5 separate regions of the Mus musculus genome follow, and all the other regions are linked to region 1. The links are chromatin loops, found by intact Hi-C in ENCODE. Cell type or tissue: left cerebral cortex. All regions are shown on one strand. Links, peaks and the distances in the headings refer to the core of each region. The heading gives the core; the rest is flanking DNA. Region 1 overlaps Srgap3 (SLIT-ROBO Rho GTPase activating protein 3). Region 2 overlaps Srgap3 (SLIT-ROBO Rho GTPase activating protein 3). Region 3 overlaps Srgap3 (SLIT-ROBO Rho GTPase activating protein 3). Region 4 holds the start of Srgap3 (SLIT-ROBO Rho GTPase activating protein 3). Region 5 overlaps Srgap3 (SLIT-ROBO Rho GTPase activating protein 3).

Region 1 (6,381 bases), core at 727-5,726:
TCTCTTGGAACCTCATTCCCACCTTTCTTAGCCAAAGAAAGCGAGCAAGCTGTGACTCACCAGAAATGCTCACTGCTAGTTTCTAGCCATAAAGAAGAAAATATATACATCTGCGGTAGTTCTGCCCTTATGTCCTAGCTCAGCAGCTTCTGCCTGCCGGGGAGAGGCTTCGAGGCAAGATGAGAAAAGCAAGAGAGTTAGTGTGCCTGAGATGAGGGGAGGCTGGCTCGCTTCGTTTTAATGTCTTCTAAAATGGAGACTGCAGCAAGGAACAGTAGCAGAGTGAGCTAGAGATCAGCCCTGGGTGCCATTTTGAAGAAAGAACGTGTGGTCCCAGGAAAAGGAGAGCGGACGCACAGGTTCCTGGTACTCCACCCTCATCTGTCACCTGCACTCTTCATATTGATTTCTGCAGTCCCCATAATGCGGATGGTGCATGGGATGAGGTAGCAGGCCCCCCAGGACCCAGCTGCCCTGCGGATCCTCCAGCCTCACTATCCACCACGTTCACCCCTATGAATCTTGCTTCCTCTACTTCGCTTATCTTTACTGAGTCCCTTAAATGTATGTGCCCAACTCCTTGCCCCCCAGGAAGGCCACTCGTCTAGTACTTTTCCTTTGCCACCTCTAATTCTTCTTAGAAGCCTACCTTACCTTTCTCCTCATAGACACTTCAGTGAACCTCGAAGTCAGGTCTCAAGACTCCTGCTCTGAGCCCCTATGGCACGGCATGCCCCTTCATTCTAGCACTTTCTGACCATCTAGTTCTACACTCAACCGGGACATGTCCAGTGACTGTCTTCCCTCAGCACACTGTCAACTGTGTGGAGAACACACACGCTCAAAGGCTCTCTTGAGCCTGGCCCTACAGATTGCCCATCATAAAGGCGTTGCGCAGATGAGCCACTGAATAACAACGAGAAAGCTCTTTTCTTGTGTTTAGTGACATGGTTTGAATAGCTAGGCCACAAGCATAGGTGACCTTTACATGGTAACATCCAGAGGAGGTAGGCATAGGAGAGGACTCCTCCCAGGGCCAGGTGTCTTTTTGTTTCCCCTTGGTGACTCTTATTGGTGGCCCACTTAGGTGGTGGTGAGGGTCTGGTATCCTTCTGCAGCATGACTAGCTCCAACTCTAATCCTGGCTGTGGACAGCTCACCTGGTGTAGTCATTGCTTTTGGTTGCTGTGATTAAGCCATGATTAAAAGAGACTCAGGGAAGAAAAGGTTCATTTTGTTGGCTTAGGGTTCCAGAGGGGAGTCCATAATGACTGAGGCTTCTTCACTAGCTAGGATTCACCTCCCCAGATAGCACCTAACCAGGGACCAAGGGTCCAGATAGAGGAACCTACCGAGGACATTTCTCATTCAAGCCACTGTGCCCAGCATTGAGTTGGCCTGAGCGGGGCCCCACACATTTGTGTAGCCAAAGGACAGGGAGGAGATGGGAAGGCAGAGCTAGCTGTTTCCCATGCTTGGTGGAACTTCAGAGTGGGCATGCTGCTTAGAAGGCAGATAGGTTCACTCCCCCTGCCTGTCCCTTCCTTGTTCCTTGTCATGGGAGTGGGGAGAGTTGCCTCTCTGACTGCAGCCTTGTCAGACTCTGGGGGAGGGGGGAACTGTCTCCCTTCCCAGCCAAAATTCTAACCTTTTCTTCATTCCCAAAGGCTCTTTCTAGTTCCCTGGGTGCCTAGCCAGAAAACAGGTGCCATGCTGGATTTTTCCTCCTCTGCTCCCACCCTAAACCTGTCCAGTTTGCCTCCTAAATCCAGTCAATACCCAGGCCCTGAATCCCTCCACTTCTCCCTTGGCCCTGGATGCCACTCCCTGTCCTCTCAGGGTCCCACTATGGACAGTTCATACCTTTCCTTTTTTTTAACATTAGATCCTTCTATGGCTCCCTGATGACTTCAGGATGAAGCTTAGACTCTCTAATGATGCTTAAAGGTCTTTTGCTGTTGGTCTCTGCCTTATTCACCAGATTCACCAGGCACGATTTGTCACCCTGGGTCTCACACCAGAGTATCATGTAGGACCCCTCAGCTGCCTGTCAGCTAACCAACATGCCCTTTTCTTCTTTTGGCTGGCCCTTTGGTCATATTTCTCTACCCAGAAGGCTCTGCCTTGGGAATGTCCGCTCTAGCCTTTGATTACCCCCCCCCCAAGTCTAGAAAGTGCTTTCTGGATCTGGTATGGGGAGGCTCTGCAGCCTCTTTCCCATGCATACATTAATGAGGCTGCAGCAGCATCTCCTGTCTATGGTGTATTTTTCTTACTGAGTGGAAGGCTCAGACAGAGGCTCACAAGAGAATTTGAGCTTCTACACACACAGCACCTGGATGAGCTGGTGCATGTGAACATGTGCAAATGCGTGCACTCACATGTGAACACATATAAATGCATGTACCCACAAGTTAGCTGCTGCTGCTGCATCTCACCTCCTCTTCCTGCCCCTCCCCCTCCTCCCTCCTACACTCTTCCACAACCTGCTCTTGGGCTGTGCCACCTCCTGGCCCCACAGGTTCTGTTCTTTCTGCCTGTCTTCTGCCATTTCGTTCTGGCCAGGCAACCTAATTAAAGGCCATCATTAAAGTCAATCTTGCACTTCCGAGTTCTTTCATAATCACTCGCCTTTTTGCTTTCCTCTGAAACGTCCATAATTTTTACACATTTAATTCCCCAGATGCTGTTCAGTTCTTGCATCCCAGATTGAGCTAAGCCCCTGAAGCAATTTCAGTAACAGCTCAATTATGGCATCTCTCCTTTAATCCTTTCATTTCTATCACCACCCAGGAAGCAGTAGGAAGCGAGATGGGATGTCTTCTCTGCCCAAACCTGCTTCCTTCTCTGCAGTGCTCCATAGTCTGTGTCATTGGCTTCCTCCCAGTTGCCCGAAAGCCAAATCTCAGAGCCACCATTCTCTCTTACTCCCACTCCCCTTTCCAGCAGCTCTTCAGAATAAAACGATCCCTGCTGAGGAGTGTTTGTTTGGACCTCAGTGGTCCCAGTGCCACCACCCAGCATTCACCTTCTCCCTCTACTGGCCTAGGATTCCTTCATGAGTGGTGCTGCTGTCTGTTTATGTCCATACTTACCCACCTGCTCATCCATCTATCCACTCATCATCTGTATCTTCTATCCTTCCACCTACTCATCCATCCACCCACCCACCCCTCCATCCATGTATCTACTCCAGCCAGCCAGCCACCTACCTACATATCTACCCCACTCATCCGTCTATCCATCCATCTAACCATTATGTCCCTACACACCATCCAATTTCTCTCAGTGATTTTTTTTCCAAAACACACATTGGTTAAACTTGTAAATAACCTCTGTGACTTCCTATGTCCTGGAACAGGAATTCTCAACTCTGACTACATAGTAAAATGTCGAACATTTTAGAACACCAACATCAAGCTGCATCCTAGAGCACTGAATTCACTTTGCCCTGGTACTTTCATAAGTTCCTGAGGCTATTCTAGTGTGTAACATGGGCTCAAACCTCTGTGTCCTGGGTGGCAGGGTTCCAACTGCTTTGACCTGACACTCCACATCTGCTGCAATCAGGCCTCTAGCTTGTCTTTCCGGCCTTACTGTCAATGATCCTCTAGTAGCATTCTCAGAATTTGGGGCTTCCTGAGAGAATTTATTATTCTCTCTAACTCTCTGTCTGTCTGTCTGTCTGCCTGCCTGCCTGACTGACTGTCTGCCTGTTTTTTTTTCTGTTTCTGTCTCTCTTTCTCACTCTGTCTCTCTGTCTCTCTGTCTCTCTCTCTCTGTCTCTCTGTCTCTCTCTCTCTCTCTCTCTCTCTCTCTCTCTCTCTCTCTCGTGTATACACAAACACACACACACACACACACACACACACACACACACACACACACGTCTGATTGGAAACTCCATACTTGACCTTCAATGACCCAGTATAAGCGAGAACTTTTCTCAAGGGTCATCTTCTGCAGCATGTGTTCTGTGGTAACCAGCACCTTGCTGGGCCCTGAGGGCAGTGAGTACAATGGAAACATTGCCTGTGCTCTGAGAGCTCTCAGAAAGGTGAGGGTGGGACATGGAACTAAAAGCAGCATATATCAGGCAGCCTCCTGGAACTATAAGACATTCCAGGAGATAATTTATGAAGAGAAGAGTTATCTTTTGGCTCACAGTCTTGTAGGATTCAGTTTGTAAGTAGGCTTTCAGGTCTCCTGTGTGTGTGTATGTGTGTGTGTGTGTGTGTGTGTGTGTGTGTGTGTGTGTGTAGGGCACAGCATATCATGGTGTGAATCCGTGGCACAGCAGAGCTGATAGCCCCTTGCCTGGGAAGTGTAGAAGAGGAAGAATGGGGTCTCATGAGACTATGCTTTCAGTAAATTAAAGGCCCCCCAACTCTTATAGGTGATCCCATCTTCTGACAGCACCACTTTGGGAACCAAGTGTTTAATGCACGGCCTCATGGGAGACACTCAGATCCAAACTTTAACATAGAACTTCTCAAACATGCGTCAGAGTCCCCAAGAGGGCTTGTGAAGCAGGGGTGCCAGGCCAAACCCCAGGGTTTCTGACTAATGCTCCTGACAGTCTGTACTTCCACCAAGCTGCAGCACAACGCCAGGGTTGCGGGCCAGAGAGGACACTTGAAATCTGCCATGCTCAGACAAGGTCAGGGGACTGCTCTCTGAGAAGGAAATGTCATTTGAGCTATACTGAAGAAGTAGAGGAGGCAGTCAGGGAAGAAGGAGGTGCAAAGTATGGTCCAGGTAGCGAGAAGGGCATGTGTGCATGTCCCAGCAGGAAGAACCTGGCATGCAAACAGAAGAGACTGGCGTACAAGTGCATAGGAGGAGCGTGCCTGGGCTTCTTGCAACTCTAGCAGGATGGATGGAGTTACTCTAGAGACTGCTCTGGGTGTGTCTGCATCGTTGACCTACACAGCCCCCCTCTTCAATTCTTCTTTCTTTCCTTCAATCTATCTGTCTGTCTGTCTGTCTTTCTATCTAATCTATCTATCTATCTATCTATCTATCTATCTATCTATCTATCTATCTATTTGTTTATTTATTGTCTCAGCCTCTTGACAAGGAGCCCCTGGCCTGTTGATAAACACAGCTCATCCAGGAGCCGCTGTGGAGTTAATACACTGGGATCCTGGCTGGCACTGAATTTTAACAGATCTTTCCAGTGACCAGCAAAGGACAAATCTTTAGTATTCTATCTTCTTCATGTTTCCTCAGATAGTCAAATATCCTCCCTGACAATGTGTACTCCCATTATTCCCAGGTCAAGCTAGTGTTGCTGGTCTGACCACTGCCTCTATCTCTTCTTCCAAATGTTTGCTGCATAGATTTTCAGCCCGTTTGTTGATAGAAGGAAAAAGAATATCCATGAAGTTAAATGGGTTTCTTACCTTCTAAACTTCCAGGAGCTGGGGAGCTGGTGAGGGAGGAACATCCCAGAACCCCCTGGGGCAGTTCTTTACAACACCCCTGGGGGGCACCCTGGTGAGGAGGTGCAGTCACAGTGGGAGTTGCCTACCTCAGTAGCTTTGGCCACAGTGGCTGCAGGGGCAGAACAAGGCGGGGTTAGGGGCCTCTGGAGCTAGTGGAGGGCCTTAGCCTTTCCACACTAGAAAGTACACCAAGAAAAAGATTCAGTCTTGGAGAACACGAATTTCCCACCTAGGGTTAAGATGGTGTCATTGACTGCAGTTGAGTTTAGCCTTTTGCCTTTCTCCTTACAGAAGAGTGTATGTGCCTTCTCAGCCCTACAGAGGAATCTCTGAGAAGGTTGAGACAGAGGGATTCTCTGTTGTTTCATTAGCCTGGGAAGCAGCTACTGCATAGCTAAAGCTTCTCAGACTCCAGCTCACACTAGAGTGCCCGGGAGGCCTTCTTAAAACCCAGATCGCCAGGCCTAAGGCTGGAGAATGAGCTTCTGATCTGTTTCCAGGGGATCACAGTGTGACACCCCATTTTAGCATAATGTCCAGCCAGAGTCAGTCTGAGCATCTATCGGCCACTATAGGACAAAAGCTTATTTGTCCCATAGGTACCCGTGTCTTCCTTTGCTCCTTTTACCACGCCCAGAGCCCAAGCCCTTTTGGCCAACTCGCACAAGGTTGTCATTGTCACACTGGTTTCTAGGAGGTCAGGAGCTCTTTAGAGAAGGACAAAAGTGTCCAGAGCCCAGGGGACTCTCAGGGTTAGTGTAGACAGGTTAGAGGAGAGGAAATGTCTTTTTGTAATTTCCACTGCACAGACCTAGAGACCATAAAATAATCAGAGATATTCTTCCCAGAAAAGGGAAGGGTGCATGGCAGATGCCATCTTCAGAGAAAGCATAGGGCATAGACAGAGTCAGAGACCCAAGGCCAGCACGCTCTA
Region 2 (6,381 bases), core at 627-5,626, 96 kb after region 1:
ACTTCCTGCCCCTGGCTCCTTTGCAGAGTGCGACTACGGTCCGACGGAGCAGCCATCCCCAGGCGCCGAAGTGGGGGCGACACACACAGCCCACCCCGGGGCTTGGGTCCCAGCATAGACACGCCACCCCGAGCTGCTGCCTGCCCCAGCAGCCCCCACAAAATCCCCCTCAGCCGGGGACGGATCGAGAGCCCTGAGAAGAGAAGGATGGCGACTTTCGGGAGCGCTGGCAGTATCAACTACCCTGACAAGAAGGCGCTGACAGAAGGGCTCTCCATGAGGTCGACTTGCGGTTCCACGCGACACAGCAGCCTAGGGGACCACAAGTCCCTGGAGGCTGAGGCCCTGGCAGAAGTAAGGGCCCCACAGAAGACACTTAGGCCAGTGAGACACCCAGTGGGACAGAGGGTGGGAAGTGCAGAGTGGGGACCACAGTGGCCTTGGTGGGACTTGAGACTGAGTCAGACAAGACAATGAGTTGGCTTCCTTTCCATGCCACTAGCTATGGCCCTTGGAAAGACTGGAAGACACCCCCCCCCCCAGTGTTCAGGCTGGAGAGAGGGTAGCTGGGTTATGGGACTGGGACAATGGCAGCCCTCTCCCTGAGATGCTATGATTAAGTCCGTGTATCCATGCATGTATCTATCCATGTATCCATGCATGCATCCGTCCTTTGTTCATGACTCTATTGATTTAGTGATGAATCTTGACTGGGCATCTGTTGGGTGACATCCATCACCTTCGATGAAGTACAGTGGAGACCTGATGCACTTTGGCCCTGCCCATGTGAGCTTAGAGTTAAAGAGAACTGCCGACACGAAATGGCTGCTAGGCTAGGCATCTTTAATAAGTGGGGGGAGGGGTTACATCATATTTTGAGAGTCTACAGTTTAGAAGTAATGCACTGGGAGGAGATGAGGAGATGGGCAGGACTGAATAGTAGAAGCAGAATGGAAGACTAGCTCAGGCTCTTCTAGAGTACTTCCTGTTCGTTTTTGTTTGTTTTTTGTGTTTGTTTTTGTTTTTTGTTTGATTCCCCCCCACACACTGGCCAGATGAACAGCACAATGCATTGTTTACCAGTTCACGTCACTGGTCATGTCTAGTTTGGATATTGCATTCCCAGAAGTCTCCATTGTTATTGCCCTAGCTGTAATTTGGGGCAGCGGTCCATTACACACCTCTCTTGATGCTATCTCTCACTTAAGAGATAACGGGGCCCAAGAGACCCTGCAGGTTGAGGGGAAATCTCTTGTGCTAATGGCCTTTGAGTACCATTCAGAAGGGGTTGAGGTTAGCCTGTGAGCTTCTGAGCACGTCCTTACAAGAGTCCAGGGAAGATCCTCAGAGAATCCCCTGACTGGAAGCAATGCACCACCAGCTAGAACTCCACACGTGGCCTCTACCTCATGTACTGATGCCTACTTCCAGAGAGTACTTGGGGTCAGTACCTTGGCATGGGCCATGCAAAGGAGACAGCCAAGTTGACCTTCTATCCTTGAAGGCTAATCTCTTGAGAACCATCCCCCTAGCACCTAGAATCTTCTAAAGACTCTGCCAGTCACAATGGGGCAGAGGCTTCATAAAGCTGGCTTGAGGCGCTCTACATGGCCATTCAAATGCAGTCTGGGGCACTGTGTCTAACACATCGCAGACTGCTATGAGATACCTGTGGGGTATTCTGCAGTTAGCATCATTTATGCTGTGGTACTCTAAGTAGAAATGTGTATTGACAAGACATTTTAGAGCTTTGCAATAGTTTGTTGAGCACTGTGGATCTCCAGCAAGAACAGAGTGTATTCCATTGCCAGACTTCTTTAGTTTTATTTGGGGAGCACTTCGTCAGCCTAGTCTAAGAAATACACTCAGCAATCCTATGCACATTGTCAGAGTGCACACCCACTCTAACTGGATAGTGCTTTTCACCGGTGGAAGTGAAACTGAAGCTCATGGGAAACGGTGGAAACAGTCAAGAAGACGCTGGCCAGCTACCTACTTGTTCAACTTCATCTCTGAGTCAAAGGGGAGGTGGTATGGAGAACCTCAAATAGTAGATGGATTCACCCTAGATTCTCTGGTCTCCAAATGCCCTGAACAATGTAGAATTAAAGTTCTGGTAACGAGGCTGCTATGGAAATGTGCAGCACTGTCATCTGAAGTGGGGAGGAAGTGACAAATGAGAACCTTCCCCACGGTGTCCCTCAGTCCCCAGTGCCTCTCTGCAGCTTCACCTGGCAGACTTATGCATTCCTCATCAGACTAATGCAAGGCTGCAGCCTAAACCCTTCAGCCCACCTTTCGCTGAGCTTTCTGTCTTTCCCATTTACACTCTACCGGGGATGGGGAGATGAGAAAATTTCATCTTAGTTATTGACACTTTTATCTTTCAGCTCCCGTTACATTAGAGCAAACAAAAGGGATTGTGGGGACAATAGGAGACTAAGTCCCAGAACAGTGCTAGAGGCTGGGGTGACCCTGCACAATACATAGGGAGAAGAGTCCTGCCTGCGGAGTCACTTACAACTGAGCCTCTGAATAAAGAAACTCCCAAAGATTCCTTCTTAAAATTGCCAGCACAGCATGCAAAGAGTTAATCATAAAGGGGAGGCATAAAACTGGTTTTAGTCACTAGCAGGATATAGAGAGCAAATGGGATAGACTTGCACAGGGAGGTGAGCAAGAGGCTGGTTGGGGAAACTTTGGAGTCTGGCAGGAAGGAGGATGCCTGCAGATCCATGGAGAGCATGAAGAACGCTGGTAGGTAGAGGCCTCTTCAGTATCTCCAGGCTCCAGCCCCATCTGTCTCCCCAGAGCCATGCATTTCTTCCAGGGCTGGCCTCGGACTGCTTAAGAACAAGTATCCCTTAGCAGTCAGCATGGCTCAGATTGCACATGGCACCTGCAAGTGGAGGTTTTAAGACAGGTCCCTTGTGCCCTCTTGTGGGTTCTGGGTCAGATCAGCTTGGATACGGCAGCAGCCCCATTAAAAGCCCCATGAACAAGGACGTGAACTCTGAGGAGTTGGATGACCACTGTCTGGCAATTGGCAGAGCTTCCTCCTGTCCATCCTCTCACTGCATCTTCCCAGTGAGTGTGGGCTTCCAACAGATGGGTGGGCTGCAGTCCCGAGTGGCTGGTGTCTGCCCAGTTTGCTCAGCTTCTAGTCAGTGCTGCCTTCAGCCCTAGCCCTGCCCTGGATTGGTAGACAAGGAGCTCACTGAGGTGTGCCACAGCTCTGACTCCTGAGGTACTCTCTTTTTAATGAGGCTGCAGAGACAATGACGTGCCATCTACATTTTCCCCACACGAGCCTTTTAGATCATAATACTGGGAGGAAAGCGGTCTTCCTGTCACTCTAGGATGCACGGTATATGTTCTGTAGAGAGTCATTTCCCTTTGGGCAATGATTTTTTATTTTAAAACTGGTATACAGTTATATAATTCGGTAGGGTGGAGTATGAATTCTCTCGATACCCATATGTGTTAAAATGTAAGACTTTGTTTTTTTTTTTTCCATTTTATTTCATGTGTGGGTGTTTTGCCTGCATGGATGTCTGTAGACCACATTTGCACAGTGCCCACAGAGGCAGGTGAGGTACAGCAGGTTGTAAGCCACTGTGTGGGTGCTGGGAATTGAACCTGGGATCTTTGGGAAAGTAGCCTGTTTCCTTAACCACTAAGCCATCTTTCTACCTCTAAGATGAAGGACTTTTTTTTTAGCAAAACAAAAGAACAATAACACAATGGCTGGGGCAGAGACCCTGGAGCCAGACTGCCTGGGTTCTGACTTGCATTGTCTTGTTATTTAGCTGTGTGACCCTGGGCAAGGGACTTGACTAGACTGAGCTTCAGTTTCCTTATGTGTGTAATAGTTGTCTCTACCTTATCGATAAATTATTCAAAGCTTTGGATAAGTGTTCAGCATTAGGTATCATTGCAGCGGGGACTGTTATTACTGTTTCTGAGTGCTTGCTATGTGCCAGGTGCCATGCAAGGTCCCGATCATTTTATATATCCATCAACCCTCAGAGGGAGGGATTGTAATTGTCTGCAGTTTGCCAGTGAGAATTCTCAGGCTCAGAGTGGTCAATGCAGCTCCATAATAAGGCGGTAGTAGAGTCCGTTTTTTGACTGAATGTTGTCTGCCTGCCATAACTTGATCTGCCTTTATGAAGGTGACTTCCTATTCAGGGCAGGCACAGGGAATGAATGCTCGCGCTGGTTCCCTGAGTTGGTTGCAAGACGCCCTTGGGGTCTGATCTCCCTCTGGGCCATAGGGCTTCCAGAAAACATCCTCTGGAAAGTCTTGAACTGGCTAGCAGTTCTGAAGACACTGTGTTGACCAGAGCCCTCTCTGCCCTCTAGGACATCGAGAAGACCATGAGCACCGCTCTGCATGAGTTGCGGGAACTTGAGAGACAGAACACTGTCAAGCAGGCACCAGATGTGGTGCTGGACACCCTGGAGCCCCTGAAGAATCCACCAGGCCCCATCAGCTCAGAGCCCGCCAGCCCCCTGCACACCATTGTCATCCGAGACCCTGATGCTGCTATGCGCCGAAGCAGCAGCTCATCGACGGAGATGATGACCACCTTCAAGCCAGCCCTGTCAGCTCGCCTGGCTGGTGCCCAGCTGCGTCCGCCCCCCATGCGTCCGGTCAGACCTGTGGTTCAGCACCGATCCAGCAGCAGCAGCAGCTCAGGTGTGGGCAGCCCGGCAGTGACACCCACGGAGAAGATGTTCCCTAATAGCTCCTCGGACAAGTCTGGCACCATGTGACCTGCAGGACTGGTGACACTGCCATGGCCCACTGCAGCACACCAAGGCCTAGGGTGGCCTTAGTGGCTTCCACTAGCTTCCCAGGGATCTCCTGGCCTTGGAGGGCAGATCCTGGAAGGTCAGCCTGGGAGGGTGTATGTCTGTGGAGAGCAGAGGCCCAGGCGTTAGCTGCAACTCCCGCTCAGCCATGTGAATGCCACAGACCTCTTGTAGGCAAACAGACATGCCAAGGAATGCTGGAGCAAGATCAGTCCCAAGGACAGTGTTTCCTAAGATTGAGGCAGATGCTTACCAGCTTCTCATATTGTCACTGGAAAATTATTCTCTCGATATTCTCTACATACGTATATATGTGTATGTATATAAATACATGCATATATACGCATATGTGTACGTATGTGTCTGTAGGTGTGTGTATATATATATATTTATGCATCTATATACATATACTAGAGAGCTGGACATACACACATGCTAACTGTATATAGACGCTCCTTTTTTTTTTCTTTTTATGAAACTTAGATTTACCTCAGACCCATGCCACCAAACATCTCCCACTCTTACTTGGTGGGATTTGCAGGGACTTCTCTGGGAGAACTTAGAGGCCCCACAGTAACTGCGAACGAAGCAATATACCACTAACCTGCAGAGACACAAAACCAGAAACAGTCTCCAGCTGTCTCCAGAAGTCGTGGCCTTCCAGAACAGTCTGTCTGCCCCTCAAGGAAGGGTGGGGCAGGCAGTACCCCCAAGCAGGCTGCCCCTAAAGGTGGGGAACCCTTCATAGAAAACCCTTCACCCACCCCCCTAGAGACCCTGCCCTGTCACCCGGAGGCCAAAGGTCAACTGTACCCCCAGAAGGCACAGGGGAAGTTGGTGTGAAGACCCTTGAGTTTGTATACTGACTCAGGATGGTGAGATGCTGTGGTTGGGGGTGTGGGGGAGAACAGGAGGAAACAAACAAAACCCAAAACAGTAGTATGGAGTAGTTCAAACCTTACACGTGCTGTAGGGACAAATCTGTGCTGACTGTACAAGTTTTACTTCTCTCATCTTCAAAATATTTAATGGTTTTTTTTTTCCTCCTCGTTCTACTGATTATGCTTTGTCAGATTTGGAACTAAATGGGCAAGGAGGCATTCAGTCACATCATGTCTGTTTGAGAGCAGTCCACACTCTGTTCCCCGCTGGAGCCTCCAGTGCCCAGCCATCCCTTGGCCTCCATCCTAGGAGGACTGTGCTAGGAAGCACCGTAGGCTGGGATGCTATGAAAACGGCAGTGCTCCTCACCCTCCCTTCCCCTCCTCTTCTTCCATTCCTTCTAAAGCAGTTAATGTAGACAAACATGGTGGTAGAAACAAGGTACGTGATTCTGTAGTGTCACAGCAGCCTCCTGCATGGCTCTTGTTTGATTCCGTTTTACCTGCTTTTTTTGTTGTCTCCATTTTCCAGATATTTCCAGAATTGTTGGATAATGCACCACAGGCGAATCAAATCCTAGTGGGACCATTTCTACTCTCCCTCTGCATGCCAAACCAACCAAGGATATCTCCTTCTCCTCTTCCTCCTCCTCCTCCTCCTCCTCCTCCTCCTCCTCCTCCT
Region 3 (6,381 bases), core at 863-5,862, 59 kb before region 1:
AGACAACTTTGGGAGTTGGTTTTTTCCTTCTACCATGAGTGCCCCAGAGACTGAACTCAGGTCATTGAGTTTGGTTGTGCCTTACCCACTGAGCTGTCTTGCCAGCCCATATTCAAGCTCTTTGTAGCCCGTTTCTTTGTTTCTTTTTAAGCTTTCTTATTTATTTTATTTGTATCTCTGTTTTGTCTACACATATGTCTGTATATCATGTCAATGCCTGGTGCCTTCAGAGGCCAGAAGAGGGTATCAGATCCCTTGAGACTGGAGTTACAGATGGTTGTGAGCTGCCACATGGATTCTGGGAATTGGGCTTGGGTCCTCTGCAAGAGCAGCCAGTGCTCTAAGCTTCTGGGGCATCTCTCCAGGCCCCATTTCTATTATTTACTCTTATCTCATGCATCAAAAACTTCTCAACTCTTGCCCTTCAAAGTCCTTATAAATGGGGACCCACTGATGCACCAGCCTCTCCTGCAGTCAGATGATTCCTTCCTCTGAGCACTCTGTCCTCCATTCTCTTTCCTTTTCTGGAGCACCGGAGTGTCTAATGACACGGGCTGGAAAAGGCATAGACCGAGGAGATGGGGGACGAAGCTCAACTTGATGGAAACACTGTGTGGGTCTCAAGGATGCTCAACCTGAGAGGAGCTGGCTGCAGGCAAGTGAGGGGTCAGCAGTAGTGGTGAAGGCACCTATATCTAGCAGGTGGACAGAATGCAGCACAGGGGACGTGGGGCAGGGATTCCCAGGGGGAGAGACTTCAGTCTGGGGAGGAGGAACAAGAACAAGGGACACAAGGGTGATGGCAACTTACGTGTGCAGCCAGCAGACCGGGACTTCAGGACAAGCAAGGCCCTGACTGTTTGCTGTGGAAGATACTGGTGGGGCTGGGACTCGTTTAGACCCCTTGTTTATGGGCAGGTTTTGGAGGTAGGGAAGAGGCTCCTGGGAAGAGGGGTGGCATCATGAGGAGCTGGGCTGGTTGGATCACCTCTTCTAACCTTTCCTATTAAGCTGTAAGCGATCTCTTAATCATCGACTGGATCTTAGCTTCCACATAATGCCTTTTACACAGAGACTCTGCCTGTCTCCCATTCCAGACCATAACTGCTCTCAGGGTAGGCTCTGTGGTGGTGTATCTGATGACAATGATGACATTCCTGAGAGCAGCAAGCACCAGCTAAGCACAGTCACCTTAAGCCTCACACTGAACCCGAGCTCTGCCTTTTCCTGTTGTAAGAAGCAGAGGATCTCAAAATGTAAAACCTGAGGCAGAAGGACCTACGGCCAGCATCCACTGTCGCTCAGATATGTATCAAGGCAGATGCAAAGCCCATTCATATCATTCTGATGTCTTGAGACAGAATCTCTTGTAGCCTAGTCTGACCTTGTGCTACCAATCTTCCTCCCTCTATTTCCCAAGTGCTAGGGTTGAAGACACACATCACCTGCTACAAGTCCCCCTCTTTTAGCCCTGTGCTTTTGCTGTGAAACAAAATCGTTTCAAACTCTGGAAACTCATATTAAAGGCCTTGACTGAGAGAGAGGAGGTGCATTGCCAGGCATCTCCTCACCGTGGCTGTTGGCACCACCTTGTTCCATCCCTCTGCAGACAGATGAATTGATGCCTCGAGTTTGGGAGGAGGCAAGAGATTCAGGCAGAATGGTGCAGAGCGGTGGAGGGGTTAGGGACCCTGGTGAAGTTCCTTTTCTTCCTTCAGCCTCTATGGAGCGGAGCCTCCTGAGAGCAGATGGAAATGTCTGCAGAGAGTATTTTTTCAGACTGCCCCAGAAAGCATTCTGCCTGGCAACAAAGAGCCTTTCAGGAGCTTGCAAGCTGAGAACCGAGAGGAGCTGGAGTGGTTACTGCATCTGGTTGCACAAAAGAGGCAAAGCCATAGAGGATTGAGTTTCAGCTCTGGGCACAGCTGGAGGGGCTGCGGGGGCTGTGCTGGGGGGTAGGAGTTAGGGCTGATGCTGATGAGGAGGTCTTTAGGCAAATGTTAGGCAGTGTGCATCTGTGATAGCAAATTTGTGTTTTAACATGATGGCATAAGCATGTGGGTGTGGAAGGACATGCTCAACTGGTTCCCTGGGGGAGGTGTGTGCTTAAATTAAGAATAGTTTAAGATTGAAAAAGCATTACATGCTGGCTATAAATGTTCAGATATTTCAGAGGCGTTGAGATTGAAAGGCCCTGTTACCTGTCACAGATACTCTGTTAGCATCTTAGAATGTGCTCTCTCAGGCTTGGGTTTGTGCACATTTGTATATAATATTTTACATGTAGTGGCTCTTCCTATGGACATATAACTCATCCCATTTCTGGTACTATAACAGATGCCCTGGATGGTTAATTTATAGAGAGAAAAGGTTTATTTATTACATCTCACAGTGTCTGAGGTTTTATCACCTGGTGAGTTGACCTCATTGCTTTTCAGTCTGTGGTAAGAAGGCACATCATGACAGGAGCTCTCAGTAGAGACCAGTCACCCCCACACCCAGGAAGCAAAGGTTCTACAGTCCCATAGTCCTGTTCCTATGTGTCTGAAATGACTTGAGGACCTCCTGAAGGTCCCACCACTTCCTGGTAGTGTCACCCTGGGGATCAAACCATAAACACACGGCTCATGGGGGATGGTTAAAATCCAATGAGAGCAGGTGAGCTGCTGCAGAAGGCTCCTGCTGCAGTGTGGCATCCCAACTGCTTGGCTTAAGACCAGCAGAAATGCCTTGCCTCTCTTTTTTGCAGACTGGAAGTCTGGAAGCAGGCACCTGCAGATGTCCTTGCTGACAGCTCTGGGAGAAAATCCTTCCTTGCCTCTTCCGGCTTTGGGCACGTGCCAGCAGTCCTTAGAGTTGCTGGCTTGCAGCTGCCTCCTTCCAGTTCACGGCCACCTTCTCCCTGTGACATCATGTTATCCTTCTTCTGTGGTGCCCGAGAGTATCTGCCATATTGGGTCACAATCTGCCCTGGTGGCCTCCTTTTATTTTGGTCACCTCTGTAAGATATTATGATTAATGGCCACATTCAGAGACCGTGGGGATCAGAACTACAGTCTATTTTTGGGGAGGATGACTCAGTGTACCCTAAAACAATCTTAAACTATGAAGATCATGTTGGATCACCTCCTGGGGTCACTAAATAGGCATATGAGGTCTTGAAAGTGGAGAACTTTCTCTGGATAGAAGCAAAGAAGGGAACTAGTTGGGTGTTGTGGTCCACACTTGTATCAGGACTCAGGAGGCTGAGGCAGGAGGTTTTTGAGTTGGGCGCCAACTTGGACTTTATAATAGGACCACCTCAATAAACCAGACCAGACCAGACCAGACCAGACCAGACCAGACCAAACCAAATGAGAGGAGAAGGAGGAAGAGAGTCTTCTAGAATCTTCCAATAAAAGTTTCATTCTGACAGCTTGATTTCAGCCTTGTATGACCTTACTGAAAACCCAGATCCATCCATCTGGACTAATGTCCTATGGAGCCGTGAGACAATACATTTGGATTCTATTAAGTTTTGAGTCTGGGCAACTTCATTTCAGAAGGAACAGAAAATGAACATAGTTACTTTCCCCTTTAGTTGGCCTTTCTATCCCTTAAGACAAGGAAATGATCAACACCAGGAACTTCTTAGAGCCTCATGTCTACTGTCCTTAGTCTTTGAATAATGCCACTCACCCCAAAACAGCCGACACTTTCTGCTACAGAACCCATTAGACAGTTTACTTGGGACACTGAGAAAAGCCCTCTACCCAGGGAAACTGGATGTTGTCAGGTACCCCTGATGCCTGTTCTGTCTGATGCAGCTCAGGACCTGAAGAGGGTAGGAAGCGATCCTTGGTGCTTTCTCAGACAGGGACATATCTCTGGGAGCTGCATGGACTAAGGATAGTCAGAGAGTAGCCTGGACCCAGGAACCCAGCAAGGCTCTGAAGAATTGATTGGACTTCGGGAAGCTTGCTGGCTTTGGGTTTCTGGTGTGATTGCAGGGTATGTTTTTTTTTTTTTTTTTGCCCACCTTTTCTGACTCTACTCCCTTTGTGATCCTTGTTCATACTAAGTGGGTCAGATGTGATGTTTGTATACCCCACAGTGTCTGGGCCTGTCCTGACACCCTTGATCTAGGTCCTTTATGGTGATGAGGGTATATGGCATGGCTGCCAGTTTATCTCATCCTTAACTTTCGTTAACTCTTGTGGGAACCCAGGAGCCTGTGTTTTGAAGACAGAGTTCTGCTATTAAAGGTTTCCTAGTAGGTGTCACTTGTATGTGGATATCCCTTCCTCTCTCTTTTTCCCTATGGGCTGACCATGTGTCTTCTTCAAGATACCCTCTCCTGTGATTATCAAGGTCAGTAGAGGAGACCTCATTGCCATTGTCTCTCTCTGTCTGTCTCTGTCTCTCTCTCTCTGTCTCTCTCTCAGATTTTATTTAGTCCAGGCTGACTTCAAGTTCACTCTGTACCTTGATCTTCCTGTTCTACCTCACAGGTTCTAGGATTATAGGATATACCACCACACTTAATTTATGAGGTTCTAGGGAACCAATTCTGTGATTCATGCATGCTAGACAAGCACTCTACCAACTCAGCTACACCCCCAGCACCCTCACACATGTTCTGAAGCATTGTTCTCCTTGTCTTTCTGACTTGTCAAACATCCCTTTACTGTGCCAAGGAATGGGACAGACACTCGGAAATGTTGGCCTAGTAGCCCTCACCGTTGGGCAGCATTGCACGGGTGGAAAAGTGAAGACATCAGGAGTATAGGAACTCAATGTCTAGCTTCTTTGTAGACTTGTTTTGGTTGTTTTATGCTGCGGCCACCAGAAGCCCATTGGTGCCAACCTTAGGTGGCATCTTTAACAACAGCATCAATAATGAACAGGGAGCCTTTTAGTGCCTTTGATTGCTCTCACTTCCCAGATGTTGAACTAGAGACTTGGCTGGGATGAATAACTTCCCCCAGGCCACTTCTCTAGGGCTCAAGCTGAGGTATGTCTGACCCAGAGTGTTGACAGGAGCAGTCACCTCTATGCTACTTGCTTGTGTTATTAGGCAGTCTGGCCTTCCTACCTAAGATAGGCAGAAAAGCATATAGAGATCTGTGGGGAAGGCAAGGAATCTGGCAGTGGTTAGGCTTCGGCCTCCTTCAAGAAGTGTGGCTAGGTAGCTGAGACCTAAGTAACAGGAAGAGGTGACTTCCTTGTTAAGTGAGATAGAAGAAGAACTTGGGTTTAAACCAGGCAGGGACTTGCTCAGCCCAATAAAGTTAGGGAATTATTTTGGGGCCAATGAGAAGATGTGAAATGTTTGCAGATTTCATTTGAGTTCTGAGATCAGTTTAACCGATTGTGGCGAGTGGATTTTAGGGGCACGTGTTAAACCTTGGGCAATGGACTGTTAGTCAATGGATTGCTTAGATAAGTGAAAGGCTATAAGAATTACAATTTTAAAAATGGAAGGAGAAGAGAAAGGTCGAGGCTGGAGTGAGTAAGGACCTGATCTGAGGGGAGAGAGGCAGAGACTGACAAGAGTCCTGAGAGGGGATGGGCAGTGCCCCGGGGACTGAAACTGCAGCAAAGGAGCTTAAGTTGGTTCAAGCAACCATTTCAGCTGTGGCCTGAAGGTTTGCCAGGCTGTTCTTGTCCCAGCCACAAAGAAGCTAGTCTCTGGGGTCATCTCTGGGTCTATACCAGGAACAAACATCATACCCCACTTGTTTCTCTCTCTGGGTCTTTGAGGTTAGAAAAAGAAGAGGCAAAATCCTGCTTCATCCTGAGGTCTGTGGGGAAGGAGGGCAAAAGAACAGAGAGACAGCAAAAGAGCTGGCAGCTGATGGGCTTTTGTCAAGCCTGGCCCAAGACTCAAGAGGCCCTAGTGCTATGTATCCATGTAGCCATACATTTCACTATCCATTTATTTAAAACTTGAGATGTATCCATAAGAACCACTGGCTTCAGAAATGCAATGCAGAAGTGCTGGAAAGAGGCACGTTTTGGCTTGTGTGATTGACAGGGGAGAACTCTGATTATGGGCCGTCTGGATCTGATGTTGTCAAGGGAAGGAGGGTTCCCTCCAGGTTTGCAAACTACTGTTACAGGCAGGCTTCATCCTTGGAGCTCTTGGGATGACTTATAGCTGCCCCAGGCTTGATGTCTACTGACCGCCATACACGGGAGAGCTCAGGCTAGGCGTTGCTCCAGCGGTCCTGGCACTGACGACATCCATTGATCCTGCTCTGCCACAGGCCCAGCTCAGAGTAGGGTTGCATTTCTCTTATGGCCGGCTTAGGGCCACATGATCTCTTCTGCAGTTAAAAGTAGAGTTAGCTCCCCAGCGACAACAAGGTGTAAGTATGGGATGGAAGTAAGAAAAGGGAC
Region 4 (6,381 bases), core at 483-5,482, 130 kb before region 1:
TTTTACAGCACCAGACCTAATGAGGTATAGCAAGGACCTACCTATATCTATGAGATCTATATGGAGTATTTGGGCTGTCATCTATACACAGGGAGGCCTTAATAAAAAAGTAAAAATTTAGGGGCTGGTGAGATGGCTGAGTGGTTAAGAGCCCTGGCTGCTCTTCCAGAGGACCTGGGTGGGGTTGAAGTTCACACCCACATGGCCACTCAAAACTCTCTATAACTCCAGTTTCAGGAAATCTGACACCCTCACACAGACCTATATGTAGGCAAAAATACCAATGCACACAAAATAAAGAAATAAAGAAATCGTTTTTAAAAAGTAACTTTGGGGGCCGAAGAGATAGCACAGTGATTACGAATGTTGGCTGCTCTTGTAGAGAACCCAGGTTAGGTTCCTGGTACATGGTAGCTCACAACTCTGGTTCAGGGAATTGACCCCTCTTTTGGCTTTCTTGGGCAGCAGGTATGTACCACACACACACACACACACACACACACACACACACACACACACACACACACACGCAGGCAAACACGGACACAAAACAAAACAAAACAAAACAAAACAAAACAAAACAAAACAAAACGAAGTAGAATAAAACCTCAGTACAATTCAGGAATATCTAAAGTCCTTCAGGAAACAGGCCTGGGTGAAAGAGCATATTTCCATGACTGTTCTAATTCTTGGTTGGGGGGGGGGGGAACGCACAGATCAAGTCACATGGTTTTGCCCCTTTTCAGTTACAAATTTATGGGGAGGGGGGGTCTTCTTTCTGTTACTGCCCTGTGAAGAGTAAACATTAGCAATAGCAATTGGTTTCATTCAACAAAGAACAATGGCCATTTGGAGGGGGTTGTTGCAGAAGGGAGACAGTCTGAGTCAGTCTGAGTGACCCAGACCTCAGTGAGCTGTGGGGAAGGTTGGAAGGGACAAGATGAGGCCACAGTGCAGGGGCCCTGCCTAGGCTGCTGACCTCTTCCCAGGAACAGAGGATTTGAGACAATATAGGTTCCTCCATTGGTGACAACTTTGTGGCTGTCCGAGTCTTCCCTTCTCTCCCCTCTTTTCTTCTTCCTTTTTGACCTGCTTTTGTCCCCAGTGTCTGTGAACGCCACAGCTCTGATGCTTGGCCCCTTGGTGGGGTCTCCGTGGAACTGTCATTTGATAGGCGAGAACACTGAAGTTCTGAGACGACATGGAGGCCACACAGCTGGGATGTGGCTGGGCCAGACTCTAAATCATCTTTCTTCTGAGAAAGAAACCCAGCCCTTGCTGTTCAACAGGCATTCTCTGACACATCTCGCTTTATTGTCTCATGGCTTCTTGGGACATTCCCATGGCTCAGCGCGCTGTATGCGTCTCTGACATGCATGTGTGGTTTAAAAATTCTCCTCATGGCTAGAATGGCCGTTTCCTGGGTTCCTGCTCCCAGCGGCCACAGAGAGCAGTCAGAGTCACCTGGCTCCAGGCTCCTAGAAGAGACAGGAAGGAATCTGGTTAGCTGCATATTCACATTCCAGGGCATAGGACACTAACTCCACTTTTCTCTGAGGATCTAGGCTTAAGGCAGGTTAATCTCTGAGCATATCTTCCTCTAATGACACTTGTGGCTTCTGCATAGCAGAGGGCCTACATGTCCCTGGGAAGGGTGAGGCAGGAGGATGTGGGCTGTGGCATCTGCTTATGAACTCTGTAACCTCCTCTTTCTGTGTCCAGAGCTATAATAAGCCTATGATTCACCAGGTGAACTGCTCAGGCAGCTGCTGTGCATTCCCCAACTGAGCCCTTGGTGCTCACCCACTGATCACTAGGCGGGAGGACCCTGTCTCACTTTACCTACCTCTCCAGACCCGTTCTAGCTGCATACTCTCTTGGGGAGCCCTTAGAGGCTGGTACGGATAACCTGTTCATTTCTAAACCCAAGCCAAATCACATGTTGGGCCATTCCAGAAGGACAAGTGGAAGGTGGTACCTAGTTTGAGAAAGTTATGGAAGTCTCTTTCAGTGAACTCTTGGGGGACAAGACACTCTCATGACAGTTTATTATCAGGCATCCTATGGTACTTGATGCCAGTTTGACCTACCACACTGAACTATTTGAAATGCCAATGAAATTAGGACTCTCTAATGAAATGCTGGAGACTCCTACTGAGTCTTTACTACTGGTGGGTTTTGTTGTCTGGGTTGGAATGCTGGCACCCTGGTAAGTCATTTTCCACTTATATATAATGTAGCCCCTAGGATGCTGGGGTTACCATAGTTGCTACTATTTATAGGGAGCTTACTGTGTACCTAGGTACTGAGCCAAACTGTTTCTGTTCATACTCCATCTCCCAAAAGCTCTTTACATTTGAATCCCCCCGCTCTGTAATATTTTCAATTCTTAGCACTTGTCATTTTTACCCATTCTATCATTCAGCGTGTAGTTAAATTCTGTTGTACTGTCATATGGTGCTTCTTGCCTTTATAACGCCAGTGGGCCCTTTAGTAAGCTTTTTGTATGTATTTGTTGAAATTGTCCATTAAAGAGTCTCCAAAGAGAGCTTATTTTACTGGTAAAGGAACTAAGACGAGGGAGTCAGAATGGCGCTGTCCCACCTTCTCTGAGCCTGAAGGCAGCCCTGTCTGCCAGATCTCTCTGCAAAGCTGAAACCTCTGGCACTGTCCCTGTTATCAAGTAATTCTTTCAAAAATAGTGGCCTCTCCTGCATGCATCAGACTCTGCCAGAGTCTCAGGCAGAGTGACAACTCGTCATATAGTTGCTAGTTTGAGCACGACGCAAAGAAAAGAATCTTTCTGTGTTTGTTAGAAAATCTCCAGCCTAACTACTACTAGCTCGAGTTTGCAGGAGCCTCCCAGGCCTTCCCAACCTGATTTCCCCCTCCTGCCGCCTTCCCTTTTGTGAGCGTTTCTTCCCCTTTTTGCTTGCAGCTAGTTCAGCTCTCCTGTAGGCTACAATGTGTCAGTTGTTATAAAATCCGGGAGGCGGAGTCTAGTGACGAGGGCGGTGGGGGAGAGCTCAGCCAGCCCTGCAGGGTGAGCAGTCCAGCCCTGGGTCCAGCGGAGCTAAAACGCTACAGCCGGGAAAACTTCCACCTCCCTCTCCTGGTTTTGATCCTCACCGTCCAGCAGACCCGAGGCGCCGATCGACCGGAGGGAGGATGAGAGATGACCGGTCCTTTGGCAACCTGACCATTTCCTTAGCAGAGCCTTCCAAAGCGAACCGGAGACTGGCCACACGACCCAGGAGGCGCCGCGCCTCTTGTGGATGTGTGTGTATGAGTGAGCAAGCGGGTGTGTGTGTGTGAGTGAGGGTGTGTGTGTGTATGCGTGTGTGTGTGTGTGTGCGCGCGTGTGTGTATGCGCGCGCTTGTGGTGTGGATGGGTGTGTGCACAGCACAATTGCGTGGAAGCGTGTCTGGGTGAGCGTGTGTGTGCACTCGTGAATGTGTTTGTGTGTGTGTGTGTACGTGTGTGTGTGTGTTTGTGTGTGCTCTTGGCTGCTATTATTATTATTTTGGAAGAAAAATCCTGGAAATCTGGGGCAGGTTATGGTACTCCCAGGGTGACTTCTTTTGCAAGAGGAGCTGACCAGAGCAAGCCACTAGAGCCATTTCCCTGCCAGCAGAGAGCATTTTCCTCCCAGAAGAAGGATTTCAACCCCGGGGCTCTGTAGCCAAGTAAAAGAGATTAGCCCTTGAAACCTGTGAAATCGACCATTGCTGTGTGATTACCCAGGCTTGGGAGAGGACTTGGAGAGAGAAGGAGAAATAGATCAAACAGCCTGTCAGTTCTCTTTGCCACGTCGGAAGATGTCATCTCAAACTAAGTTCAAGAAAGACAAAGAGATCATTGCTGAATATGAAGCCCAAATAAAAGGTGAGTGGTGGGGCCGAGGGACTTTGCCTTCTCTCCGTCCCCTTGTCTCTCCCTCTGCTGTCTCTTCCTTCGCCTCCCTGCCTTCTTGAGAAGTTGCTATGCAGCAATAATCTTATTGTAAGGAGGAAGGACCGGGTGCTGGCTGCACAAGTCCAGACTGGCTCCCACTGCAGATAGTGCCTGGGCTGGGAGCGTGAATTACAGAAAGGGCAGAAATCTCTGCATTGCAGGTGTGTGAGGAAGGGACTTTAGGAGTGTCGCCGGTACTCCATCATCTTGGCAGTGATATGTCACTCTAAGGCCATTTTGACAGTCAAGGCCTCCTCCCCCTCACTCCCATCGAGAAAGCCCTTTGCTATTTATGTATATATTTTTTGATCTGCTCTCCCCATCCCTTCTTTTGGCTTTTGTGGGTGGTTGTTTTTGCCTCTGCTGCCTTCTCTGGGCTGAAATTCAAATGCATGAGTATGGGCTGCGGGGGGTGGGGGTGGGGTGGGGGGGTGGGGGGGGTGCATCGCATCCTTAAGTAGCCCTTCTTTGTCAGCATTTCTTGCCTGGTCTGAGTTGCCATGGATTAACTGTTATGGGACATATTGATCCAGACTAATGCAGGCATTTAAGCATAAAGAGAGAGTTCTGTGCCGAAAATGTATTATCTTCCAGCGTGCAGCCTGGTCCTTCTGTACACCGGTGTTTCGGGTCATCAGCTTTGGTTAAAAGCCAACACCTCAGTGTACGATTTGGACTGGTAGGTGCCGCTTGGCTCCCGTGGTTCTGGGAAAGTCTGCCTGCTAGGAGAGTGAGATGCCCTTTGGGTGCTGGTTCCAGCTTTGGTAGCATAGAACCCATACTTCTTGCAGAAGCTGCTCCCTAAATCCTTGCTAGCTGAGAGGAAGAGAAGGGCCCCAGTTGCACAGCTAAAAGAAGGCAAGCAGCCTCTGCCCTCGAGCCAGACGGTGGGCTTCCTGCACCCTCGGGCTGTCTAAGCACAGCTTCAGCAAGGAGAGCTGAAGGTTCCCTGCCCTGCTTCTCCTTTGCGGAGCCTGTGGGGGAGAGAAGCAGCTGGGGCTCTGAGCACCCATTTTCTTTCCAGTCCTTGGTTCTCCTTGCTGCGACGCAGGGCGTGTTGTGGTCTCACACGGAGTGGGCACACTGCATCTTCAGTGGGTGTGGAGAGGCCTGGTTTGGAGGCTGTTGAGCAGGGTGCTGCTTTGAGGTTCTGGTGACCAGAGGATGCCACGCCTGTTTCTGTGCTGCCTGAGGGCTCCACACCGCAGGAAATCAGTAGCCTCAGGCTGTCTGTCTGTCCTGTCTGTGTTGCTTTCAACCTTCTGATTTGGGGGGGGGAAGCTTTGGAGAACAGGCATGGGGTGGGGGTAGGGGCTTTGTGTTTTCCTTGTCTTTGGTTGTGGGCCCAGCCAGGATGTTAACCGTCCCTGGGTAGATCCCAGGGATTAAAGAAGAGAGATCTCTCCTATTCCCTGGGCCTCCTCCTTAGTTTTCAGCTCAGTGTCAGAAACAGTGACTTAAATGTATCAGCCTTGCTGTCAATTGAGAAACAAGCCCTTTAGCTGTCAGAGACTGGGATTCATCCTGCCGGTCAGAACAAAAACCAATTTTCAATTTTGTATATTTACTTTTTAGGGAGTGAATTTACACACACACACACACACACACACACACACACACACATATTCTCAAAACATATATATATATATATAACACATATTACATATGTGTTTGTATGTGTGTGTGTGTTGAGATTATCTTGACTACTTTAAAAAAATTGATATTCCCATAAAAAAATGTTCTGACAGACAAGAGAATGAGATATTGGGACAGTGTGTGTGTCTTGGTAAGAACTCTGCTTATCTCCTCTTTAAAAGGCTTGCACCAGGCAGCCAACCTTCCCTTAGGCCCCACAAAGCATCACTTTTCCTTTCATCTCTCACCTTTAACTTAACGACTGACTAGCACGTACAAGGCGGCAATGGCAAGGGATTTATTTCTTCAGGAAATTCGCCCAAAAGATTTGGTCTCTTCTAGCTTCTGGATGTCTTTACACTCTGGTTGAGTTTGTTTGTTTGTTTGTTTGTTTATTTATTTATTTATTTTCACTTGCAGTAGGCATCCATAAAGGAGATCACAGGACTGTTGCACCCAAGGCCCTTTGAAATCTCTCCTCCCAAAGTGTTATTTGTTGGCCTGGCCTGGCATGTAGCTCAGTGGTAGAGCACTTGCCTGGCGTGCTCCAGGCCCTGGCTTCCATCCACAGCCTTGCCTGTTAATTACTCTGGTAAGGATTGATGTATCCAGGCACCTCCTGTTTCTGGGACTCTGTTCTTGGCCCACATGGTGTACAAAAGGCTTACTATGAGCCCAGGTTCAGAGATAAGGAACTGAGGCCTGGCAGTGTTCAATGACTTACCCAAGGTCGCAAGGCCGGTATCTTCCCAGGCCTGGTGTCCCCGGTACATTGTCTGGCTGACACAGCC
Region 5 (6,381 bases), core at 902-5,901, 100 kb before region 1:
CACAGGGGTCACCTGGGACCATCAGAAAACACAGGTATTTATGTTACTATTCATAACAGTAGCAAAATTACAGTTAGGAAGTAGCAACAAAATAATTTTATGGTTGTAGGTCAGCATAACATGGGGAGCCGTATTAAAGGGTCACAGCACCAGGGAGGTTGAGACCCACTGTGCTAGGAGAAAAAAAAAAAAAAGAACAGATACCATCTCCACCCCACTCCTGCCTCAGACTTACACCAAGCACTGGGCAAGAGATGGTCTGTGGGCCAATGACTTGTTTTGTTGAAGAACAGAGGTGTCAACTTCATATACATGTTGCACGTCCCTGACCCTTTCAGATTGGTGACCAGATACCACCAGTTCACAGGACGCTGTCATTGGCCAGGGGCCTTTCAGCCCCCTGTATTAGTTATGGTTTCATTGCTTTGACAGAAGCAGCTTAAGGAGGAGCTGACTTTGACTCATGGTTATGAGTTCATCATGGTGAGCCTGGGGCTGCCCATGGTCAAGACACCCATGGAGAGCTCAGTGCCAGGGATCAGGTCTAGCCCTCCATTTCACCAGCCCCAGCAATAGACAGGTGCTGACCACAGTTAGCGTGGGTCTTCCCTCCTCAGTTAAGTCCTTTGGAAATGCCCACATATACTCTTCAGTGTGTTTCCATGGTTACCCCCATTGAGTCTCGCTGCCAATCAAGATTAGCCATCTCAGTGCGCACAATCCCTTCTACCGCACCTGCTGCTTCATCCATTTGCTCAAGCTGCCTAGTTTCTCTAGGCTTCTGGATTTCTACTTCTGCATCTGCCTAAGTTGTTCTATTTTATTTTCTGTCTCAAACGGGGCTCTCCAGGTTGGCTTGCATGACAAGCATAGCATGCCAGTGTAGCACACACTTCAATGTCTTTTGTAAGGAAATGCCTCTAAGTTGCTGTCATCTTTGAAAATTTCACAATGGAAATGCCGTCATTATTGTCACATGTAAAGAACAAAGTGTTAGTCAACAACAGACCACATATGTAACCCTGTCCCATGCAACACCAACTGGAGGGTACACTCTGATGTTTGTACAGTGAGATTGTCCAGTGGGTGTTCATTTCTCCACATGTCTCCTCCTCACCAATAGCATACCATTGGATTTATCTTTGAGGATGAGTTTGAAGCTGGAGTCAAGGGCAGGATAGTGTTGGTCAAGGACTGTTAGCCAACGATTTATCATTGAGGAGGTTTGGGGATGTACCTGAAGCTGCTGGAGGTCACTGAGGACCTAAAGATATGGTGGATAGTGTCCTTAATCATAATATAGTTTTATTTGTGTGTGTGTGTGGGGGGGGGAGCTTGAGCTTGAGATAGATATCTTTAATCACTCTACCTAATTTTTTAGACATAGTCTCTCACTGAATCTAGAGCTCACCTTTTTGGTTAGATGCCTATCCAATAAGCCCTGGAGTGCCTCCTGTCTTTGCTTCCCCTCCGGGAAGATTACAGCTCTATGTTGCCATGCTTAGCTTACAGAGGTGCTGAGAAGTGAACTCATGCTTTCACGACAAGCACTATATTGACTGAGCTATCTTTCCAGCTCCTGTGATATGTTTTTGATAATTAAAATTCAACGTAAGGTGACAATTGCTTACCATTGAACTAGAAACAGAACAATTCTGCACAGCCTGGTCCAAGAACTCTGCAATGGACTCTCAAATCAGAGAGACCTTAGACTGAATCCCAGATTCGCCCATTAGTTCTTTCTTGACCTTAGTCAAGTCCATTTTCTCTCTCTCTGCCTTAGTGTCTTCCCCCATTCCATGGTTACCTCAGTGGACTTTTGTGAGGATTAGATAATACGGTCCAGGTTCAGTTCTTATCTAGTGTCTGCAGCACAGGTCATACTAGCTGAGAATACTCTGTTATTGTTCATACCCAGATTTTCAGGGCTTGATTGGATCCAAGAATGAAATTTAGAATAGTTACAGCAGCCGTGGCAGATTGCAGGCAAGTTAGACTCACCAGCATATTTTCTTTGGCTTCGTAGCACTTACAGAAACTGATTCACTTCCAACCTTTAAAAACCAAGAGGGTTTCTTTAAAAAGAGAGAGAGAGAGAAGAAAAAAGGAGCGTTCACATAAAAATCCAGACTTTTGGCATTTCACACAAAGTAAGAATATCATTCTTCGAGGGAAGAATAGTGGCCGTCCCCTTCCCAGGCACTGGGAAGTGTCCACTGACCTGTCTCACTCCTTGCTGTCTGCTTAGCTCTTTGGGATATCTGAGGTCTTTGATCTTGGAGGAATGGATCAACCTGGAGTCAACACTCCATAAATATGATCTCCTGCAGAGGGCTTGGGAGAAGTAGAGAGAAGGTTGTGTTTACTGGCAGGGGTCCACCGTACCATCTGTGTTATCAATTAGAAGTATCACAAATGCAGAGCCTCGTCCTCAAGAATCTGCAGGGTGGTGGCAGGGGCTTGGTCCTCTTAAAATGTGCTCCGCTTGTACCTGTGAGCAAGAGGGCCTCCTCATTGCAGCATGTAGGTGGGCTGAAATTTAATAAGGAAAACGTGGAAAAGTCTCTCCCTTGTGTCTGAAAAATCCCTCTGGTCCAGTGCAAGCCATAGAGCGTGGAGCGATGGGCTCAGCGACAGTCCTTGTGCAAAAGACTCAAGGTTCGACTTGACTGTGACTTTCAGTGTGAGTCACAAGGAGCAGCTGCCAGCAAACCCAATCTGATCTGGGGCTGTGTTTATAGAAGTCTAGTGTCTGCAAGATCTTTCTAACAGTTAGAGCTGTTTTGAAGAGACAGGCAGGCGGCCTCAGTAAGCCTTGATCTCTCCTGGGTAGGAGGTGTTTGAGGCTCAGTGAGATGCCCCTGCCCAAGATTGTCACCGTGGGGGACTGAGGCTTCAGAGGGGTATTTGTTCTAGGTGACATGGAAGGTTGCTGTTCAAACCTGAGCCGCTCAGCAGAGGCAAGCCTTTCCTCTAGCAAGCCTGCGAGTCTTGCTCTCAGTGGGAGAAGAAGCAGGATGAGTTGAAGAGGCTGACTAGAAGCAGCTGTGTGGCCAAAATGGGAACACAAACGACTGTTTCTCACCAAGTAATTTAGACAATGGCAGTCACTGTCCTCTCTCCACCCCTACCTGACTTCCGGATGCTTGTCAGTCTTCCCGGAGATGCAGAGGACAGGAGCTGTTTTATACATTACTGGTAATTTTTACAAACCGGACTCCTAGGCGAGCTTTGAGTCAGACAGCACGTGGGCCAAGTGCAGACTCAGATGTTTTATTTGGCCTAGGCTGTGTCTTTTAAAAATGCGAATTTGATGCCAACATGTAAAACTGAGAAGATTTCACATAAAATCTGGCCTTCCGGCACCTTTGTAAAGAGTCAGGGGTCTGGCAGCGCTGGCCTGGCACTGCTGCGTGGTAGCTTCAGCCAGGGTTGGGTGCCACATGACTTGAGCTCTCGCTTGGCTGTCGTTCTCTACCCACTTATGTGACCCGTTGTACCTGTTGGACTTTACATGGTAGCCACTGTACAGCATCAGGATCAGTTTGGGGAGTGTGGGACCCATTTAGGGAGCCATCCTTAACTGTAGTGGCTTGTCTGCTCAATGGTGTGGGGAGCAGGGAGTCCATTGAGGAGGGGTGCCCGTCTAGCTGCTCCTGAATCAACTCAGTGGCTTCTATACAACCAATTCCTAGTGATTTCATCTCAAGATAATAATCCCATGTATTCTTGGAGTGGCTCCAAAGCACTCAATATTTATTCCTAGATTGACCCAACTCTTCATCCTTAGGACTTGTGTGCGGTGGGGCTGGTCTGGAGATGTGCAGAACACTGGCATCCTCTTTGGCAACAAATCCCTCTATCCATTTGTACATAGATGGTGGTCTTCCATTTAGCAGGGCTGGCAGAGTGTCCTTGCTCTGAGAGTCTGTAGCTAGTAGGGGTTAGGGTACTAGGACTAGAGAGCCTTGATGTAGTTGCTCTCAAGCAGATACTGGGCTGACAGGGGTGGGGGTGTATGTGGAGCTTCTGCTTAAAGGCTCCAGATTTCACACAAAGTACTGTGATAATGAGATGTATATATTTGGCCTTTGTCTCTTTCCTGGCTTATAACTTCTAAAATCCTTGGAATTTTCAAAGGATTTTTTGTATGCTAATAAGTTATCTGATGTCTGGGTCTTTTGGTAGGTCTAGGCTGGCTGCTGGATCAGAAAGGAGTCTTGCATAGACATCTTATCCCAGGCCAGGTTAGAGGGTTAAGACTTTTAGTTCCATCCTTTTTAAACCTTCCAGAGAGAAAGAGGAGTGGGGTTGTTCACCAATGGCCAGTGATATAATCAGCAATGCCTACATCATGAGGTGTATAGGACACCTGTCCCCACGTCTGGTGTCTCAAGTGCGACATGAGAAGGAGAAGAACTGAGATAGGGTGTTTCTGCTCAAGTGCCGCCCCCTCTAAGAGCCATCCAGTCTGGCTTCGGAGCCTGTCTTAAAGCTGCCGGGATCTGGGAGTGGCTAAGGAAGAGTTGGCTTGAGTTGGGAAGATTTGGAATCTGGTGGCAGCAATCACAGGAACTTAATCCAGAGCAGAAGTCCAGTGGGGGCGAGGCCTACCTCAGTCTTGTTAGTCAGCTTTTCTGCTCCATGATGGAAAGGACTGGACTTCTGTCTGTGTCTATCTCTTTAATTTTTAGACCAAAATTGTTCAGCTTAGGATTTTGAAGTTCTTGGGGCACCTTCTAACACTGCCTGGTATAGTCAGTTCTTGCAGCGTTCTCAGGCTTGTCATTAAAGAAGTGGTCTGATTGTTTCAAATATAGACATAGGTCAACTTATCTGACTGTCCACAGGTTAGCTGTGTGGTAGCCATTTTGGATTGTCTGTGTGTGTGTGTGTGTGTGTGTGTGAATCATTATTTGAGTCTGATTTCTCATTTTGCTTTTCTTGACTTTTAAAAAGTTTATCTATTTATTTATTTTATGGGCAGTTTGCACACCACATGCATGCACCACCCGTAGAAGCCAGAAGAGGGCATTGGATCCTCTGGAACCAGAGCACCAGATGGTTGTGAGTCGCCATCTGGGCACTGGGAACTCAGTCCTGGTCCTCTACAAGGGCAGCCAGGGCTTCTAACCACTGAGCCATCCCTCCAGCCCCAGCCTAACCTTTGTGTTAGGAGTGGAGCATCAGAGGATCCTTCTTCCATGGGCATGAAGATTTTGTGAACTGCAGCAGTTGTCAGGAGTAACCAGGCACCCATAAGCACTTGGCATGTGGAAGATATTGGGGTCTTAGGGGAGGGATGGTACAAATGAGCAGGTACCACCATCCAGCCTGCTTGGATAGAACTTACTTAGTTGTCTGGGTTGCGGTGGAGTGGATTGTGATCTCCTCTGTGTCTACCTTCCTCCTGCTTCTCTCTGCCCCAGTTCCCACAGGTCTCCAGATTTATTAGAAGAATTAGCTGAGGGCAGTCTAGAGTGGATAAGCCCTTTCGCTTGTAAATTACATCCTAACACTAACATCCTGCTTCTTAGAGTTCTGACCTTTTCTCTCTGACCAGCTCAATCTTCCCTAGGCATGTCCATGGGTCTCAGTCAGAAAGTAGAGACATCTTGCGTCTAAGTGAATTTTCTATGAATCGGGTTGGGTGATACTTGGTGACAAGACCCCCATCTTTGCTGCAGATATTATGTGGAAGGGCTAAAGATATGGACTTGACCGTGAGAGTACCAAGAGGGGTCTGTTGTGGGGTGGTTGAGGAAGCTGTCAGAAGCACCTGGCCCCTTCGGAGCGGCATAGCTTATGAAATGATTTTGCACGAGGAAACTTCTGGAGCCCATTTCATTCCTGGGCAGCCTGAGGAGCTAGTCAAACCTGGGAAAGACGTCCCTGTCTGCCATCCAGGCGTTCCATAAAGGCACACTGATGGGATGTTCTTTCATGGAAAGGGATGAAATCACAGCACAGCCTGCCTGCAAGCTAACCCTCCACCATGCACTTTTCTATGAAGGCCAAGGGGCATGTCACAACTAGCAGGTCATTGGAGACAGGCAGATGACTCCTTGAAGCCTGTGTCTGTTCTCAGAGGCTGCTGGTAAACGGAGATAGTCTGTCTTTGAGGCAGGCAAGGCAGCTGCCACATGGCCTGTGGACCGCACAGCACATCCCTCTCTGTGTGCTTGACTTCCCAGCAGTATCTCAGGGCTACTTTGGTCTTGGGCTGACAGATGAGGACCTCCTTAGACTTTGGGTCACTGGCCCTTTAAGAGGTCACCGAGTCAAGGGCTCTCTGATCAGATGAGTGTAGGAAACACTCTAGTGAGTTTTCTCTTGAGAGATTCCTTTTATTTATCCCTTAATGGTGCTGGCAAGTCCTAG

What was found. A loop is a pair of places that touch in the nucleus more often than their neighbours do. Peaks named below come from ENCODE experiments on the same cell type or tissue, not always from the same donor. Only the 100,000 strongest peaks of a DNase experiment are listed, where the experiment ranks them.
Region 2: a loop joins it to region 1, with 2.1 times the contacts of the local background. A loop is called at or near these places in 2 of 42 quality-filtered maps.
Region 3: it touches region 1 in a loop (4-fold over the local background); 3 of 42 quality-filtered maps call a loop at or near these places.
Region 4: a loop joins it to region 1, with 2.2 times the contacts of the local background. A loop is called at or near these places in 4 of 42 quality-filtered maps.
Region 5: it touches region 1 in a loop (2.8-fold over the local background); 2 of 42 quality-filtered maps call a loop at or near these places.

The regions. Positions count from the first base shown.
Region 1 is chr6:112,816,908-112,823,288 of GRCm38, reverse strand. All of the region lies in intron 2 of Srgap3 (SLIT-ROBO Rho GTPase activating protein 3), which reads left to right. Among named protein-coding and RNA genes, the nearest start is that of Gm26799, 120 kb to the right of the region's middle. In left cerebral cortex, for the core only: a CTCF peak has its summit at 5,498; DNase peaks (open chromatin) are centred at 2,483 and 2,814; H3K27ac peaks cover 2,924 bases.
Region 2 is chr6:112,721,186-112,727,566 of GRCm38, reverse strand. It overlaps Srgap3 (SLIT-ROBO Rho GTPase activating protein 3), which reads left to right. Exons shown (of 22, transcript NM_080448.4): 21 at 27-354; 22 at 4,366-6,381. The coding sequence ends at 4,779. It also overlaps the pseudogene LOC108169181. Among named protein-coding and RNA genes, the nearest start is that of Gm26799, 25 kb to the right of the region's middle. In left cerebral cortex, for the core only: no CTCF peak of the experiment used is centred there; DNase peaks (open chromatin) are centred at 1,872 and 3,147; H3K27ac peaks cover 1,758 bases.
Region 3 is chr6:112,875,769-112,882,149 of GRCm38, reverse strand. All of the region lies in intron 1 of Srgap3 (SLIT-ROBO Rho GTPase activating protein 3), which reads left to right. Among named protein-coding and RNA genes, the nearest start is that of Srgap3, 68 kb to the left of the region's middle. In left cerebral cortex, for the core only: no CTCF peak of the experiment used is centred there; DNase peaks (open chromatin) are centred at 1,865, 2,010 and 2,755; H3K27ac peaks cover 2,434 bases.
Region 4 is chr6:112,943,935-112,950,315 of GRCm38, reverse strand. Srgap3 (SLIT-ROBO Rho GTPase activating protein 3) reads left to right here and starts at 3,050. Exons shown (of 22, transcript NM_080448.4): 1 at 3,050-3,886. The coding sequence starts at 3,820. In left cerebral cortex, for the core only: a CTCF peak has its summit at 2,982; DNase peaks (open chromatin) are centred at 3,697, 4,119, 4,725, 4,965 and 1 more place; H3K4me3 peaks cover 3,039 bases; H3K27ac peaks cover 3,194 bases.
Region 5 is chr6:112,921,816-112,928,196 of GRCm38, reverse strand. The region is part of intron 1 of Srgap3 (SLIT-ROBO Rho GTPase activating protein 3); the gene reads left to right. Among named protein-coding and RNA genes, the nearest start is that of Srgap3, 22 kb to the left of the region's middle. In left cerebral cortex, for the core only: a CTCF peak has its summit at 5,013 (motif pointing right); DNase peaks (open chromatin) are centred at 1,974, 2,716 and 3,204; H3K4me3 peaks cover 311 bases; H3K27ac peaks cover 2,559 bases.